2 separate regions of the Homo sapiens genome follow, and region 2 is linked to region 1. A link is a loop called in an ENCODE intact Hi-C map of the cell type or tissue named here. Cell type or tissue: ovary. All regions are shown on one strand.

The links. A loop is a pair of places that touch in the nucleus more often than their neighbours do. Peaks named below come from ENCODE experiments on the same cell type or tissue, not always from the same donor. Only the 100,000 strongest peaks of a DNase experiment are listed, where the experiment ranks them.
Region 2: a loop joins it to region 1, with 16 times the contacts of the local background. A loop is called at or near these places in 5 of 110 quality-filtered maps.

Annotation. Positions count from the first base shown.
Region 1 is chr15:77,939,862-77,947,861 of GRCh38, reverse strand. It overlaps the pseudogene COMMD4P1. Among named protein-coding and RNA genes, the nearest start is that of TBC1D2B, 130 kb to the left of the region's middle. RefSeq lists an enhancer at 3,141-3,435. In ovary, no CTCF peak of the experiment used is centred here; DNase peaks (open chromatin) are centred at 3,231 and 3,612; H3K4me3 peaks cover 793 bases; H3K27ac peaks cover 1,161 bases.
Region 2 is chr15:77,998,598-78,006,597 of GRCh38, reverse strand. It overlaps TBC1D2B (TBC1 domain family member 2B), which reads left to right. Exons shown (of 13, transcript NM_144572.2): 11 at 3,108-3,293; 12 at 4,858-4,979. Among named protein-coding and RNA genes, the nearest start is that of TBC1D2B, 75 kb to the left of the region's middle. In ovary, no CTCF peak of the experiment used is centred here; DNase peaks (open chromatin) are centred at 1,477 and 6,350; H3K27ac peaks cover 1,496 bases.

The DNA.
Region 1 (8,000 bases):
TCTGCCTCACAGGTTCAATCAATTTTTGTGCCTCCACCTCTCAAGTAGCTGGAACTACAGGTGTGTGCCACCACACCCAGCTAATTTTGATTTTTTTTTTTTGAGTACATATGGGGTTCAACATGTTGGCCAGGCTGGTGTCAAATGCCTGGCCTCAAGTGATCCCATCAATACGACTTCCCGAAGTGCTGGGATTCCAGGCGTGAGCCACTGCATCCAGCCTGAAGTATAATTTTCACAATGTGAAAAGCTTGACTTTCATACAGATAATGAAGGAATATGTATAAGATATTTTCTTTAATTTACAAGGGAGTCAGCAACACGGTGAAGCTAGTTAGAGGAGCGTTTTGAGAGACAGTGTCTGTAGTGCTCCAGGAAGGGCATTCTGAAATGCATTCTGAGATAGAGACAAAACTTGTTAATATCCTATAGGCAGGCTGGGCATGGTGGCTCACACCTGTAATCCCAGCACTTTGGGAGGCCGAGGTGGGTGGATCACCTGAGGTCAGGAGTTCAAGACCAGCCTGGCCAACATGGTGAAACCCCGTCTCTACTAAAAATACAAAAATTAGCGAGGTGCGGTGCTGGGCGCTTGTAGTCCCAGCTACTTGGGAGGCTGAGGCAGGAGAATCACTTGAACCCGGGAGGTGGAGGCTGCAGTGAGCCGAGATCATGCCACTGCACTCTAGCCTGGGCGACAGAGCAAGATTCTGACTTAAAAAAAAATCATATTGGGAAATAAAAATGTCATCTTTGGGAGTTATCTTTTCTACTGGACAGAATTCTGTAAGTTAACATATATACATATTCTCCAGTATATTCACAACATATTCTGTAGTATATTTCCCTACACTACTGCTTTTCAAAGCATGGTCTCAAATTGGAAGCATCAGCGTCACCTGGGAACATAGACATGCAGTGCTTAGGCCCCCCCTCAGTCCTACTGAGTTAGAAACTCTGGTGTGAGGCCCAGCAGCCGGTTTCACAAGCCCTGCAGGGGATGATGATGCACTCTAATGTGTGAGGACCACTGCTCTAAATAGTCAATCTTTAATAGTAAAACAAGTATCTATGAAACAATGCTCCAGTATGACATTAAAAGGGCACACCATCCACCTTTTAACTTTATTTCTCAATTTAGATATTTTGTCTGATGTTAAATTTGCTGTTTTGTTTCTCAAATACTCTTAAGACAGTTTTCATCTGTTCCTAATTTTCTCTTTTTAAATAAAAAATGGTTTTCCAAATCTGTCCATTTTACTCTTCTTTAACCTATTGATAGGATGAAGTAAAAGTTACCTTTTTTTTTTTTGAGACGGAGTCTCACCCTGTTGCTCAAGCTGACTGAAATGCAGCGGTGCAATCTCGGCTCACTGCAGCCTCCATCTCCCGGGTTCAAGCGATTCTCGTGCCTCAGCCTCCCGAGTAGCTGGGATTACAGGCACCCGCCACCACGCCCAATTCATTTGTTTTTTTTTTTTTTAGTAGAGACAGGTTTTGCCATGTTGGCCAGGCTGGTCTCCAACTCCTGACCTCAAGTGATCTGCCTGCCTCAGCCTCCCAAAGTGCTAGGATTACAGGCATGAGCCACTGCGCCCAGCCATTTTTTTTTCTTTTTTCTGAGACGGTCTCCTTCTGTTGCTCAGGCTGGATGGAGTATAGTGGCGACATCATGGCTCACTGCAGCCTCCACCTCCCATGCTCAAGAGATCCTCCCACCTCAGCCTCTTAGGTAGCTGCGACGACACGTGTGCACCAGCAGAAGCAGCTAATTTTTTGTAGAGACCGGGGTCTCCCTATGTTGCCCAAGCTGGTCTAGAACTCGTGGGCTCAAGCGACCCACCGGCCTTAGCCTCCCAAAGTGTTATGATTACAGGTCTTATGTCCTTAAAGTTTTTCTTTGACATGGTATAGGATAGTCTAGTAACTTAACATACTGTGGTTTTCAACAGGCTAGTGCTTATGACTTGTAAAAGAACTCTTCAGAAATGAGCTCAATTTTACCATGAATTGGGACACTTTCCATTTCTTTCTATTCTATAGAGCAGTTTACTTGCCATGAGCTGTCTTTTGAAAACTTGAAAGCCTGCAGCAATAAAACCAGCTGCACCTGGTGCATGGGATAGGCATGGAATTGAGGAGAGAGTTCAAACTACGGTCAGCCCTCTGCATCCTCGGGTTCAAGATCCTTGGATTTAACCAACTGTGCATCAAAAATATTTGGAAAAAGTAAAACAATAAAAAGCAAAAAGTTATAAATACTTTATAACAGGTACTTACAAAGCACTTACATTGTATTAGGTATTATAGTAATCTAGAGATGATTTAAAATATACGGAAGGATGTGCATAGGTTATATGCAAATACTATGCCATATTATATCAGGGCCTTGAGCATCAGTGAATTTTGGTATCTCTGGGGTCCCGGAACCAATATCCTGAAGTTACTAAGGGATGACTGTCTTCAGTTTCTTCTTTGGTTATTAGTTTATTCTCTGATGTATTTTTGTTGTTGTTTTGTCTTTTTGTTTTTGCCTCTGCAAGTCAATGTCGGAAACTTAGTTGTTCCAGGCTACCATTAGCTCAGAGCTACCAGTAAGCAGACTACCACTGCAACCTAAGCAACCGATTTTTTCCCCCATCAGACTGGCAAAAATTAAGCATCTGTTGATGTTGAAGCTGTAGGGAGTTTTCCTGAGCATGTTAATTATGACAGCCCTTTTTGTTAGGCACCTAGACGATTCATCAAAATGAAATAAAATACCCATGCGCTTGAAGAAGTTATCTGGTTATTTCCTTATCTGGGTGCTGGTTATGTGAGGTGTACAGTTGATGAAAACTTATTAAGCTTTATATTTCTAATAGGTACAATTTTCTGTATGTGTAGTAGACTTCAATAGTTTTTAAAATGTCTTTTGCCACAGTCCGCAGCTGTGTATAATGCTATTCGCTTAACAGTGGAAAACATGACAATGACCTGAATCCCCCTGGCTCCCGGGATCCTACCCCCTTAAGTTAAACAAATGAAATAACTTCCACTGTCTTTCCTAATGCCTTAATTCGGTCCTCAGTTAAACTGACGGTGGATGCTGTTTTTTTCCAGGGAAGGATTCTGGGAGACGGAGGAGGAGACGCCAGCATTTCGCCCCCGGCACCTCCAGCGGGCTGCGGTCCGCTCCCGGCCTCACTCGAGCAGGCCCCGCCCTCCCAGAGGCCGTTAGTCCAAGTCAAGTGATCGTCGACTCAGTTGACCCTGTCGGACCGGAAAAAGAAATTCCCGGGCCCTGGCTTCCTGGTGCGATGATGAGGCACCAGGGGTGAAGCGAGGCATGGGCTGCTGGAGCGGGAATGAGGGGGCGCCAGTGGCTCCGGAAACGGGTGGAGGTTGTCTGCCCTGGCCTCTCCGCAAACAGTGTGTGCGGGCGTGAGAAAAGTCCACCGCTACTCCGCTCCCGAGACAGGGGCGGGGGTACGGGGCGGGTAAGACAGCGCAGGCCGGCCGGCTTAGAGTCCCCGTGCTTCCCTGGGGAAAGGAAGGGCCCCTGCCTCCCGGGGCAGGAACTAGGGCTTGTCTGGAGCTGGGAGTCCTTTCGGGTCTTCCCCAGCCACAAGAGGACCTCCCAAGGACACTCCCTTCCCCAGCCCTGCTGTGGGACTTAGACAAGAACGCGCTTAGAATTAGGATCACACTTCCACACTGTTAGGCAGCCCCTCCGCTGTTTCCAGAGTCAGAAAGTAGTAGTTTTGGGGTTGAGACTTATCCATCCATCCATCCAGTCCATCCATCCCTACGTTCTAAGCGCCTAGTCTATACCATGAAGTGTGCTAGGCACTGGGAGGACCTGAGCTGCTGAGGGAAGGGGAAATCGGAGCCTTGAATTGGAGTCATAGTCAAGGCTCCAGGGGCAGAGACCTAACTGCGCCTTGTGTGTAGTGCTAAGGGGGCTTCCTGAGGATGCCTTCAACCTTAAAGGCGGATGGATGGCAGGAGCTGGCTGGCTGAAGTACAGTTTGTGTACCAGGGGTTGGGAGGCAAGGGTGGGAGGCGTGTGTCTTCAGACAGGGAACAGCATGTGCAGAGACTTCAGGTTAGAGAGAGCATGACTCCCCAGGAATGAATGCATTTCCCATAGCTGAGAGAGTATTATCTGCAGGTTAGGGAAGGATGAGGCTGGACAAGTAAAGACCAAATCTTCCTGACTGTTGGATCACCACAATCAAGATAATGAAATATCCACCGGCCCCCAAAATTTCCTTGTGTGAGGGGCTATTTTAGGAAGTATCATCAAGAAGGGCGGGCCTGGCTGGGTACAGTGGCTCACGCCTGTAATCCCAGCACTTTGAGGGGCCGAAGTGTGCAGATGACCTGAGGTCAGGAGTTCAAGACCAGCATGGCCAACGTGGTGAAACCCTGTCTCTACTAAAAATACAAAAAAGCCGGGTGTGGTGGCACATGCCTGTAGTCTCAGCTACTTGGGAGGCTGAGGCAGGAGAACTGCTTGAAGCTGGGAGGCGGAGGTTGCAGTGAGCCAAGATTGTGGATTGTGCCATTGCACTCCAGCCTGGGCAACAGAGCGAGACTCCATCTTTAAAAAAAAAAAAAAAAAAGAGGGGCTGGTCTGATGAGGTGTCACTTGAGCAGAGAGTGGAATGAAATAAAGGATAGCAAGCCACGTAGAGAGTGCAGCAGGCATGGAGGCGGGAGCAAGGCTGGTGTCCCGGAGCAGCAGCAGGGAAGCCGGAGTGGCTGGACTTGTGTGGGTATGGGGAAGAGGGGAGAGAGGTCACTCATCTGTGTGAGGCACAGGACTTTGTTTTATCTCCTGCTGTACCCCCAGCTCTTAGAGTGGGAGCTAGCACAAAGAAAGGTGCTCAATTGATGTTTGCTGAGCAGATGAATGCCTGGAGTAGACCAAAGAGCAGGGTTTGGTGGCAGGGTGGGTCAGGGAGAGAGTTTACTCAATAGCCTGGTGATAGGGGAGAACAAATGGCCAGAGGGTGTCCATCTATGATGGGGACCAGGGGTCCTTGCTGGGCAGCAGTGTGGGAGACACACAGATCCTGGCCACACCTCAGCCTTCCCTCCAGCCTGATTACCTGACTCCCTCCCTTGCAGAGGTTCTGGTTCTGTGGTGATCTGGACTGTCCCGACTGGGTGCTGGCAGAGATCAGCACGCTGGCCAAGATGGTTGAGTGCACAGGGTGTAGTCTGAGTGGAGGAGGGGTGTTGGGGGTGGGGATTGTGGGTGTAGATGATGATGAGGTTTCTCTGGGGTTAGGGCCTCAGTGCTCTCAGCCTGTGCTACCATGCTTTGTGACCTTGATCAGTGGCTGGCCTGCTCTGAGCCAGTCCCCAGGAAGGAGGGGTGAGGTTTGCCAGCCTGGCTGATGTAAGGACTTCCCTTCCAGTCCTCTGTGAAGTTGCGGCTGCTCTGCAGCCAGGTACTAAAGGAGCTGCTGGGACAGGGGATTGATGTGAGTACAAGATCCAGCACCCCATTGTCCCATGCCCTTATGACCCCTCCTGCCCTGAAACTGCACTAGGCCCAGGGAGACGGGTGACCCGGCCTTGCAACCTCTCTGGGCACCTCCCATACTTCTTTCCAGCCTGTCTGTTCCTTATTGCAGGATCCAGGCTGTAGGTGAGGGGCTGGTGAGCAGGGGCCTGGCACCGCCTGAAGGTCTCCTTTCCCCATAGTATAAGAAGATCCTGAAACTCACGGCTGATGCCAAGTTTGGTGAGCACCCCACTGAGTTCACAGGCCCCAGGCAACCCTGGGACCTCGGCCTGGTGCCTGGTACAGAGCCCGCCCCCACCCCCCACCCCCCGCCAACACACACATCCCAGCAGTATCCTTAACCTGCCTTCCCTAGTGGAGGAGCATGAGGGAAAGAAAGACATTGACAGTCCCACCTTCCTGTCCTCTGCCAGCTCCTGGTGGAGCAGTAGCAGTGCCTGTGGCTCCAGGAGGCCTGGGGGCTTTGAGCTGAAGTTAATAGGGCAACAGGGGGGTGGCTGGGCCCACAGTGACACCCCCTGTCCCATGCATGGGTCCCTGAGAGTCAGGCGATGTGAAGGCCACAGTGGCAGTGCTGAGTTTCATGCTCTCCGGAACTGCCAAGCACAGTGTCGATGGCGAATCCTTGGCCAGTGAACTGCAGCAGCTGGGGCTGCCCAAAGGTACGGGTTGTGGGTGGGCAGCTGGGCAGCCTGTGGGCCAAGGGCTGCTAGAGAGGGGACAGGCCCTGTGACCCTGAGGTGTACCCTGCCCTGTCTGGGCCAGGAGCCCAAGCCAGGCCCCCACCTGCTACCTCCAGAGCTTCTCCATTCTACCCCCAGAGCACGCGGCCAGCCTGTGCCGCTGTTATGAGGAGAAGCAAAGCCCCTTGCAGAAGCACTTGCGGGTCTGCAGCCTACGCAGTAAGTATGAGGCCAGCCAGGGTCCAGGCTCATCCTAGAAGGTGCACGCAGCACACAAAGTGCGTGGAGAGTCCAGGGAGACAATTTAACCGCAGTCACATACCGAGCAGCCGCAGAGCCGGGACGTGGCCCTCGGTCTCCTGACCCCGCGCGCTCTGTGATGTGTACGTACAGGATCAGACCTTGCCCTTTCCTCCTGGCTGACCCTTCCTTAGTCCCCCGTGCCCCATGTGTGAGCACCCAGCTCACTCTCATTCCTCCCTCTCCAAAGCGTGGTCCCTGGCAGCACGAGTGGCAGAAGGGACAGCAGAGACTGTGGACCCCTCAGCTGCACCTAAGACCTCTGTGTGGTCTAGCCGTGTGTGCTGGGGGAGGCTTTTGGCCACCATTTCCCCGTCTGTAAATGAGACCGATACCTGTAGCATGGAGGGCAGGAGGCTGGTGTGAGTGCCAAGCACTTGGAGCAGGGCCCTGAGTGAGCATGGACGTGGGAGCAGGGGTGTTTCTCGACTTTGTGCACCTTGGGGATGGGAGTGGGGCTCCCTGCGTGGGTTGACAAGGCATTGTTTTCTCCCACCCCACATTTGTCCCAGCCCTGCAAGTCCAATCCTTGTGGGTCTAGGAAGGAAGAAGCCCATGGCTGTGTGACCTCAGGCTGGTGCCTGGCCCTCTCTGGCTGTGAGTTCCTGGGAAAGTCAGCACCCAAGGCATGCCCTCAAGTTTAGCACTTTGACAAGAAGGGCGGGGACACTGGGATCAGGCCCAACCCTCTGGCCCCAAATCCCACGGCCCCAGCTGGAGGATGAGGAGATGCTGAGCTTGGATGGGGGAATCAAGGGTGTAAAGGGGCCCGCTCACCCCTCAGCTTGGCTCAAAGGTTCAAGGCGTCAAAGGTTCAGCCTGCGACTCAGGAAGGAGACCTGGCCCAGCCAGACACTCACCAGGACAAGGGCAACTGTGACGAGCAGGAGGCCCAGGATGAGGAGAGCCACAGCATAGCTGGAGATAAAGGCATCCAGCAGGCTGGAGGCTTTGGGGCTGGGAGTGCCTAGAGCAGAGCAAGAAGGCCATGGCCTGGCGGGGCTTTGCCTCCCAGACTTCTAAGAAGACAGAATCTGGGCCCAGAAGCTGCTGCGGGACCAGAGAGCTGGGACTAGGAGCACCTTGGAGGGCTCCATGAGGAGGGGAGGCAGGCTTCAGATCAGGGCATGTGGAGGCAGCGAGCCCAAGGGAGGAGGCAGAGGAACAGAGGGAGGCGGGCCTGCAGAGGGAAGGAGGTGATGACCGTGTCTACCAAGACGCCCTCTGCCTCCCACAGGGTGTGCAGGCCCTGGCGTGCACAGTCCCACACGACGGCCTGGGCTGGCGCCACCCTGAAGAAGGTGGCACCCACTCTGGCGGTCAGTGGGTCCGGCCTGCTGAGAGGATTATCACAGATTTCAGGGGGCTGTGCAGCCTTGCGGGACTAGGGGAGGTCATCTTTTCCAGCCTCCTGTCCTCAACCCCACAATGCTGGTCTGAGCCCTGGGTCACCCAGGGCCACCCTGGACCCACCGGAATTCCTCCACCACCACTTGGTC
Region 2 (8,000 bases), 59 kb before region 1:
TGCCTGTCTGTGCCCACGGCCTCCTAGAACATCACAGGAGGATGGCAAGAGAGCTGGAGCTCTCACCTTCCCAGAGGGTGGGCTTTCGCCACAGCTGCCCCCTTCAGGTCCCTGTCCCAGTTTCTCAGATGTCAGTGGATCCCAGGAGAAGCTCATCTGGTCTCCCTGTGATTGCTTCACTTGCTAATTACCCAAGAAATGTATTGTTCTGTTGCGTTGGTGTGTAGGAAATGAACAGCAACAGGAAGAGGCAGCAGTCAGTCGGGTGGGATTAGAGGGTCAGTAAAGAAAGTTTTGTGTGTTCATGGGCACCTGAAAGCTAATAGCTTTCAAAGACTCAAATTTAAAATATCAAATGACTCAATGTTTCAGAATAAGAAAAATGAAGCATTGATCTTTCTTAATTCCATTGAGGTGTGGTCAAGCACATTGGTTAGGAACTTGGGGGGAGGGTCACATGTAGTAGATCACAACCCAGGCCCTACCTCCTGTGAGCTGTGGAGCTTGGACACATCATTTAACATCTCTGTGCCTCAGTTTCCCCATATGTAAGATGAGAGTAATACCCCCCTCACATAGACTTTTGAGGTTGAATTGAGATGATGCATTAAAAAAAGTTGAATGTAATGCTTAGAACATTGTAAAAACTCAATAAAAGTTGGTAGTATTGTTATAGGGGAAGACCTATTTTAAATGTCTGGATTTAAGATAAAATTTGCATCACATTGTCACATAAACATAAATGTAAAATCTAAGGAGACTTTTTCCCCCCTGACTATACAAGTAATAGATGATCACTAAACAGAAGTCAGGCAGTATAGAAAGATGTTAAGAAGAAAATGAAAATTGCCTGTTATTCTACCAACTGGAGAACCGTGGTTAGCATTTTGATGTATTTCCTTTTGCTTTTCTCCCCCTAGTTCACATAGGTATCCAAATTGAGAGCACAGTGTATCCTGGCTTGTTCACATTATAGCATGAGCATTTTCCCATGTCATTTTATACTGTGTACCCATCCTATTTGGTGGCCTAATATTCCATCAGGTGGGTGCTAGAATGTGTTTAATTATCCTCCCACTTATCGATGGCCATTGCGTAAGGTGGCTCTTAAAATGCGGATAGCTTTGAGTGTGCTGTCAACCCTGAGCACTGGGCTTTGCCAATCACTGTCAAACTGCCTCCTGCCAGAACCAAGTGCCCGAGCCCCGTGCCCACTGCTACTGCAGTCCACATGCTTGTCAGCTTTTCCATTCATTCCATGCTTTGAGTGCATGTTCTGTGCCAGGACCTTGCTAGGTGCTGAGGACACAGAGATGAATGACACAGTCATTCCATGTCCTCCAGAGCTCAGTGGAGGAGGGAGCTTGAACAGAGGCCAGAGCAAGCGTTTCCTGGCAGCCTGCTCCACACCAGCCCTCCGCCAAGCACCCGAGCAGCCTTAAGAGTGAGGCACAGTCTGCCTCCTAGTTGGGAGAAGAGATGTGTACAAGGATCTTCTCCCATGTCAGGGCCAGCTGATATGCCCCTCCCTCTTGGACGTCTGCAGCTGGATACTCCAGGCTGAATGAATTACATCATCATTAGCTGGTCTTACAGTGAGCCGTCCATCTCCCTTGCCACTTTACAGCTCCTGAAAGGCAGCTCCTGGCTGGGCATGAAGTATAGGAAAATATGTACAGTTAACCCTTGAACAACGTGGGTTTGAACTGCATGGGTCCACTTACATGTGGATTTTTTCAACTACACACAGATTGAAAATACAGTATTCACAGGATGTGAAACCCTCTTATACGGAGGGCCAGCTTTTTGTGTATACACCAAGGGATGACTATAGTTGTTTTTTACACTATGGATAGAGAAATTGGTTTAGTAGGTTGGTACTAGGTTTTTATTTTTATTTTTTTCCCATAAAATCCAATTGTCCAATTGATTAGAATTAAAAGCATCAAAGTGTAGTCCACTGTGTGAGATTAAGTATTGTTTTGTGAAACATTTGTTTCTGTTTTGTACACGTGCATACCGGTTCACGTGGAGTGGGTGATGGTTGAAGATGCATGTTTTTTTGTGAGGAAAGCCCCTGGCTAGGAAAGCCCCTGGCTGACAGGATAGCGTCTTGACTCCTCAGTGTGACGCAGGGGTGTCTGTGGCCAGCTTCTGCCTGGCTGTGCTGCCTCACCTCCCAGCCCTCCTGCCTGGAAGCCTGAGCTCTAGCTGTAGGAGCGGTTTCTCCTCAGTGCTTGGCGGGGACCTGTCCATGGTTCCACAGGGCTGTATGAACACATCGTTACCAGGGCCTGGCCATGGTTAGGATGGTCCACGTGTCTGGCCTTCCCTTCTCATCTTTTAACTCCTTGAGGTCAGGGTTGAACTTTATTCAACGCTCTGCCCAGCACTGGCCCCGTGCCTGACACAGAGTGGCAGTAACCAGGTATTGCTCGTCTGTCGTGCGCAGGTAGTTTATATAAGCCTCATTTAATCCTCACAGTAGTCCAGTAAGAGAGAGGTAATTAACTATTTTCCAGATGAGGCACAGAGCCGTTTAGAGCATAATTTGCTAAAAGCCACCCAGCTAGTAAGTGGTAGAGCTGAGATTCAGACTCAGGTTCATGTGACGCCGGAGTCCTCGCCACCCCCACTGCACATGCAGCCCAGCAAATGTTTGTTGAATGGATGTGGTGATGCTGCTTCCTTTTTGGAAGCAGAATCCCCATCTGCCCAGGATTCTAGTTTGTGGCCCTTTGTGTCAACATCTCACGTATTTACTTGTGGATTGGCAAGGCTGACTGTCCTACCTGCTGCTTGCAGTGGCCTATTTCCCAGGGCATTTTGAGTGCAGGAGTTGGTTTCAGGTTACAGACTCCCCTACTCCCATGCCCTGTGGAAAGCATGCTGTTCAGCGGACACTCGGTGTGTACCTGCAGTGCACGAGGTCAGCGCTGCTGGAACATAGTAGTCTGGCTCCGTGATGGGCCCCACGGTGCATTTGGAACAGTTGTGCTGCTGTCACTTGGGCTCCACCCCCAGGCTCTCAGGTTGCGCGTCTGCTCGTCTGCTTACCCGGTGACCTGGCAGGCCTGATACACTTCTCCCCTTTGTTCCCTCTCCAGGTGGACCAGCGGGTGTTCAGAGACCTTATGAGTGAGAAGCTGCCTCGGTTGCATGGCCACTTTGAACAGTACAAAGTCGACTACACTCTCATCACTTTCAACTGGTTTCTGGTGGTATTTGTGGATAGTGTCGTTAGTGACATCCTCTTTAAAATATGGGACTCTTTCCTTTATGAAGGACCAAAGGTGAGTTAGCTCAGCTCAGCTATTTTCAGATATACACACTTGACAACCGTCAGCAGCGTTGGTGGCGGTAGAGCGGCTGGCTCACCTGGAACTTATGAGGGTTACCATGGTGCCCAAGGGATCTCAGCACGGCCTGCACTAGATCTGGGTCCAGGGTATCAGGAAACCACAGTCATTTGTTCATGTATCAGAAACATTCAACCCACATCAAGCCCTGTGATAGGCGCTGGGAGCTATGGCTTACAGTTTGAGCCTGAGCCTCACCATCTGTCAAATGGCTGGTGGTGTTACCCCATCATATGGAGGAGGAGATGGAGGCCCAGAGATCTAATAAGCAGGGGATTAGGGGGGCTAATGAGGGGGACTAACTTGGGGGAGCCAACTTCAGAGCCTTACTGCCCATGAGCCTCCCACCCGCTCTGTTGTATGTTTTTTAAAAATCAGTTTTTGAATAAGGAATATATTTACATATTAAACCCTAATTGTATAAACAGGTGTTTGTAATGGAGTGGAGGCCCCTCCCTAGTCTTCTAGTTACTCTTCTCAATTTATTCTTTACCTTAGCCGGGCACAGTGGCATGTGCCAATTGTCTCAGCTACTTGGGAGGCTGAGGTAGGAGGATCATTTGAGCTGAGGAGTTAAAATATAGCCTGGGCAACACAGCAAGACCCAGAAAACAAACTAAATTAGAGAAAGTACAGGCCCTTAGATATGGGGAAAGCAGTTTGTTCCAAAGCTGCTTGAACTTGCAAGACTACCAGGAGTCCATTCCCTCTAACCTCTAATGTACCCCAAACACAAATTAAAAAAAAAAAAAAGAAAGGCCAGGCACAGTGGCTGACACTTGTAATCCTAGCACTTTGGGAGGCCGAGGTGGGTGGATCATGAGGTCAGGAGATGGAGACCATCGTGGCTAACATGGTGAAACCCCATCTGTACTCAAAATACACAAATAGCTGGGTGTGGTGGCGGGCGCCTGTAGTCCCAGCTACTCAGGAGGCTGAGGCAGGAGAATCACTTGAACCTGGGAGGCAGAGGTTGCAGTGAGCCAAGATTGCACTGCTGCATTCCAGCCTGGGTGGCAGAGCAAGACTGTATCTCAAAAATAAAAATAAAATTTAAAAAAAACTCCTTCGCTATCTTCAAAAGTGCACCAGTTGAGATGGAAACAGCCTCTGTAGGTGGGACTTTCTAAGAGTTTCAGAATCAGAAAACCTTGATTTTGGTTTTATTTTAAAATGATTCCTTATGTTTGTTCTTTATGCTTTATTGACTAGAAGTGTTTTCTGAGTATGAAAGGATTCCACAAAGATCTCCTATAAGGAGATTTTTGGTTTGGGCTGATGTGTTGTTGAAAACCAGCAGGGTTTATTTTCCTGTAATAAAGGAGTCTTGGCCTAGCCAGTGAAAATTGCCCCTCAGGTCAATAGTCTTTCCCCAGGGCGGGGACCGTGCAAGCCATGTCCCCCTGTCCCCAGTAGGGCCAGCACCCCCCTGGAGTCCAGCCTTGTGCCTGGACCCACAGGGTTTTTCCACTAACAGATTTCCCTGTTTATTCCACAGGTTATTTTCCGTTTTGCTCTGGCACTTTTTAAGTACAAGGAAGAGGAGATTTTGAAATTGCAAGATTCGATGTCTATATTTAAGTATCTCCGCTACTTCACTCGCACTATCCTTGATGCTAGGTGAGTCCTGGGGAGTTCTCAGATGTCAAGGAGAGCAGGAAGCCTGACCCCTGCCTCCTTGAGAGCAGCCTGTCCTTGCTGTCTTCCAACTCAGAGCCATCCCCGGTGTACAGTGTTGGAGAGGGCATTGCTTTCCAGGGAAAAGAGAGCAAGGGGTGTGAGCCCCAAGTAGCCTTACCTAGGAGGAACTGAGATGAGGATTCTGTCCTTTATCCTACAAACATAAATCCCAACAACGAACAGCAATAGTTTCATTTGTCTAGAAAGCATTTACTGAGTACCTGCTTTGTGGTAGGGTCTGTGCTGGGCACTGAGGATGACAGATGGAGAGTAAGGCCTGTCCTGGAAGACCTTGCTGGGGACACTGTTGCGCATCGTTTGATCCATGCTGTGGTAGAGGGATCCCAGGCCGGAGAAAGGCCAAATAAGCTGGGCAAGGGGCAGCAAGGAAACAGTATGGGGACAGGGGGTCCTTCAGGAGTGGTGGCGCAGAGCTGTGGGGCACGTGTGTTTGGGGAAGTGTGGAGGCAGCTCAGCCCGGCTGGTGCCAGTGTGGCTGGGCCATAGCAGAGCTGGGCTGTCAGGGTGATTGCAGACTTCTCTCAGGACTTGAGGCTTCATCCTGAGTGCTGGGAAGTCCTGCAGGGTTAGGCAAGAGACAGACAGGTCAGATTGGGGCAGGACTGGTGGCTGTTAGAGGGCTCTAGGGGGAGAGGTGGTGGCCTGGAGGTAGGTGGTCCCACAGATGGAGAAGGGGGGTAGATTGAAGAGAGGGAGGGAGGAATTTGACTTGGAGGACCCCTGAGTTTCTGGCCTGGGAGGCCAGGTGTTCGGGAACCCTCCCTGACCACACAGTCATTGCCTGTTCTGGGCCATCCTCGTCTGTATGTCCCCTGGACTGCAGCTGTTGGCTGCTCTGACCCTGAGAGCCGATTTGGACAATGGGAGCTGAGGTGCTGGCTGAGGCCATGCCAGGCTTCCTGGAGGTCGTCGCTATTTTTAGAGTCTTTTATTGGGGAGTGGGTTTGTAATAGTTTCAGGCTTACTAATAGCACCAACAACAGTGCCCTGATTTCTGCCAAATGAGGAGGGATATGGGAATCATATTTGCTGGGGAAAGTTTGATTCTGAGTCCTGCGGTGAGCCTGGAGGGTTTCTGTTCATCTCGTGTTGGGTCAGGATTGCCGAGAGTGACAGGGAGTGAGCTCGCCCATGCCAACAGCTAGGGCTGTGTTGGGAGCGCCGCTGCCCTCAGTTCTGTACTGGGTCCCAGGCGCTGCCAGGAGGAGCGGAGGTGAGTGGGCGTGGCTCTGGTGAGTGCCCGCCCTTCCCTGGCACCGCAGGCCAACCTGGCCCCTCCCACACTGCTGGGCCTTGCATGGTCCTGCAGCGCCTCCTTCTGAGTGGCTCGCGGTACGGTCTCCCCTGCAGCTTGCTTTAGAAAGCAGGGTCGCCACACCAACAGGTGCTTTAAGGAGTGCCAAGGCGGCGGCAGGCTCCCCGCTGTTATCAAGACTGCAAGGGCCCATAATCCGCCTCTGGGCTAGAGCCTCAGTGTTTTAATGAGCTCCCCAGACTAGTGGTTGCAAGGAGGCCAGTCCTGCAGCACAGCGATCGGCCTTCAGAAACACAGGGAGGGAGTTGTGTGGTCAGCTGCATTCAGGAGACGGGAGTTACACAGGATTGAACCATGTTCTGCAGCAGGACTTCTAGGAGCCTTTTAAGGCGCTGAGCATCGTCTCCCAAATTTAGCTGACCATGGGGCACCTTCTCATTTCCCAGAGGAACCTTCCAGGCCTGAGGCAGAGGTGGGGTCTGGCGTCCCGGGTGCCAGCCTGGGCCGAGGGGCCTCTGTCAGCTCCTGACTGAGGAACAAATGAAGAATTATACTTCGGGCTCGTGTTCTGCAGCACAGGAGGGTTGGGCGCCGTAGGTTTGGGGTTTGTGGGGGCTGTGAGCTGACAGCTGTTGGGGAGAAAGGACTGGTGGTGGGGACCCTGTGCCCCATTCACACGGAGCCTCCTCCCGCCTGCTGGGGCTGGCAGCCTGGTCTGCAGAGCCAGGCAGGAGGCGGAACCCGAGAAATCCACACGCGGGGACCCCTGTGCTTGGGCGTTCTCTGTTCTCTGGTGCTCCCGTGTTCCAGAACACACACTGGGGAATTCAGAATTTAAATAAAGCTGGCCTTTCTGACCTTAAGCCTCTGGACGAGAGTTAAGCATGTCCAGGTAGTAGTGGGTGTTTTGAAACATAAAAGGTTGCACCCTCGTGTGTGCCTTGTGTTAAAAGGAGCCCACGCAGCCGACGGCAGCAGGAGCAAATGGCCTGCTCTGATGGGGACAGGCAGGAAGTCCTTCGGGGCATTTCTGTTTCATCACAGCTTTTCCTGGGGCTGGTGAGTCTGTTGGGCCTTTGGTTGACAGGGAAGCGCATGAGCCCATGTTGGTGGATACAAAGCATTTGGGGCCTGGCAGAATCCAGAGAGGGGAAGAAGGTGGCCCTAGGAACTGGCCTATTTTGTGATCCCCAGAGACCAGTGTGGCTGACCCATTAGTGCTACAAATCCATAGCCAGGCCTCAGGACAGCTTTTGGTCTTGTTTTTATTAAGCCACTGACCAGTGGTTAGGAGCAAGTGGATCATAACCTTAACATTTTTATTGAAAATTGGAGCCTTGACCTGGGGATGTGAAACCCACAAGCTGCACATTTCTCTGTAGACTGCATCTGGACACTTGTCACATTGCCAACTGGGTCTGACAGTCATCGCCAGGACTGCCTGGGCCTGTGTTCATTCCCAGTCAATGAGTCCTGGGACACAGACGTCCCGGACTCGTGCCCGGTGCCAGGCCTCATGCCCGCCCAAGGATGAAGACATACCTGCCATCACCATGCAAGTGCCGGGAGCTCTTCTCAGGGCTTATGTGTGGGAACACGAGTAATCCCACACCCTAGGAGGTGGCACTACTCTTACCCCAGTGTGCAGATGAAGATCAGAGGCCAGAAAAGGGGGGTGACTTCAG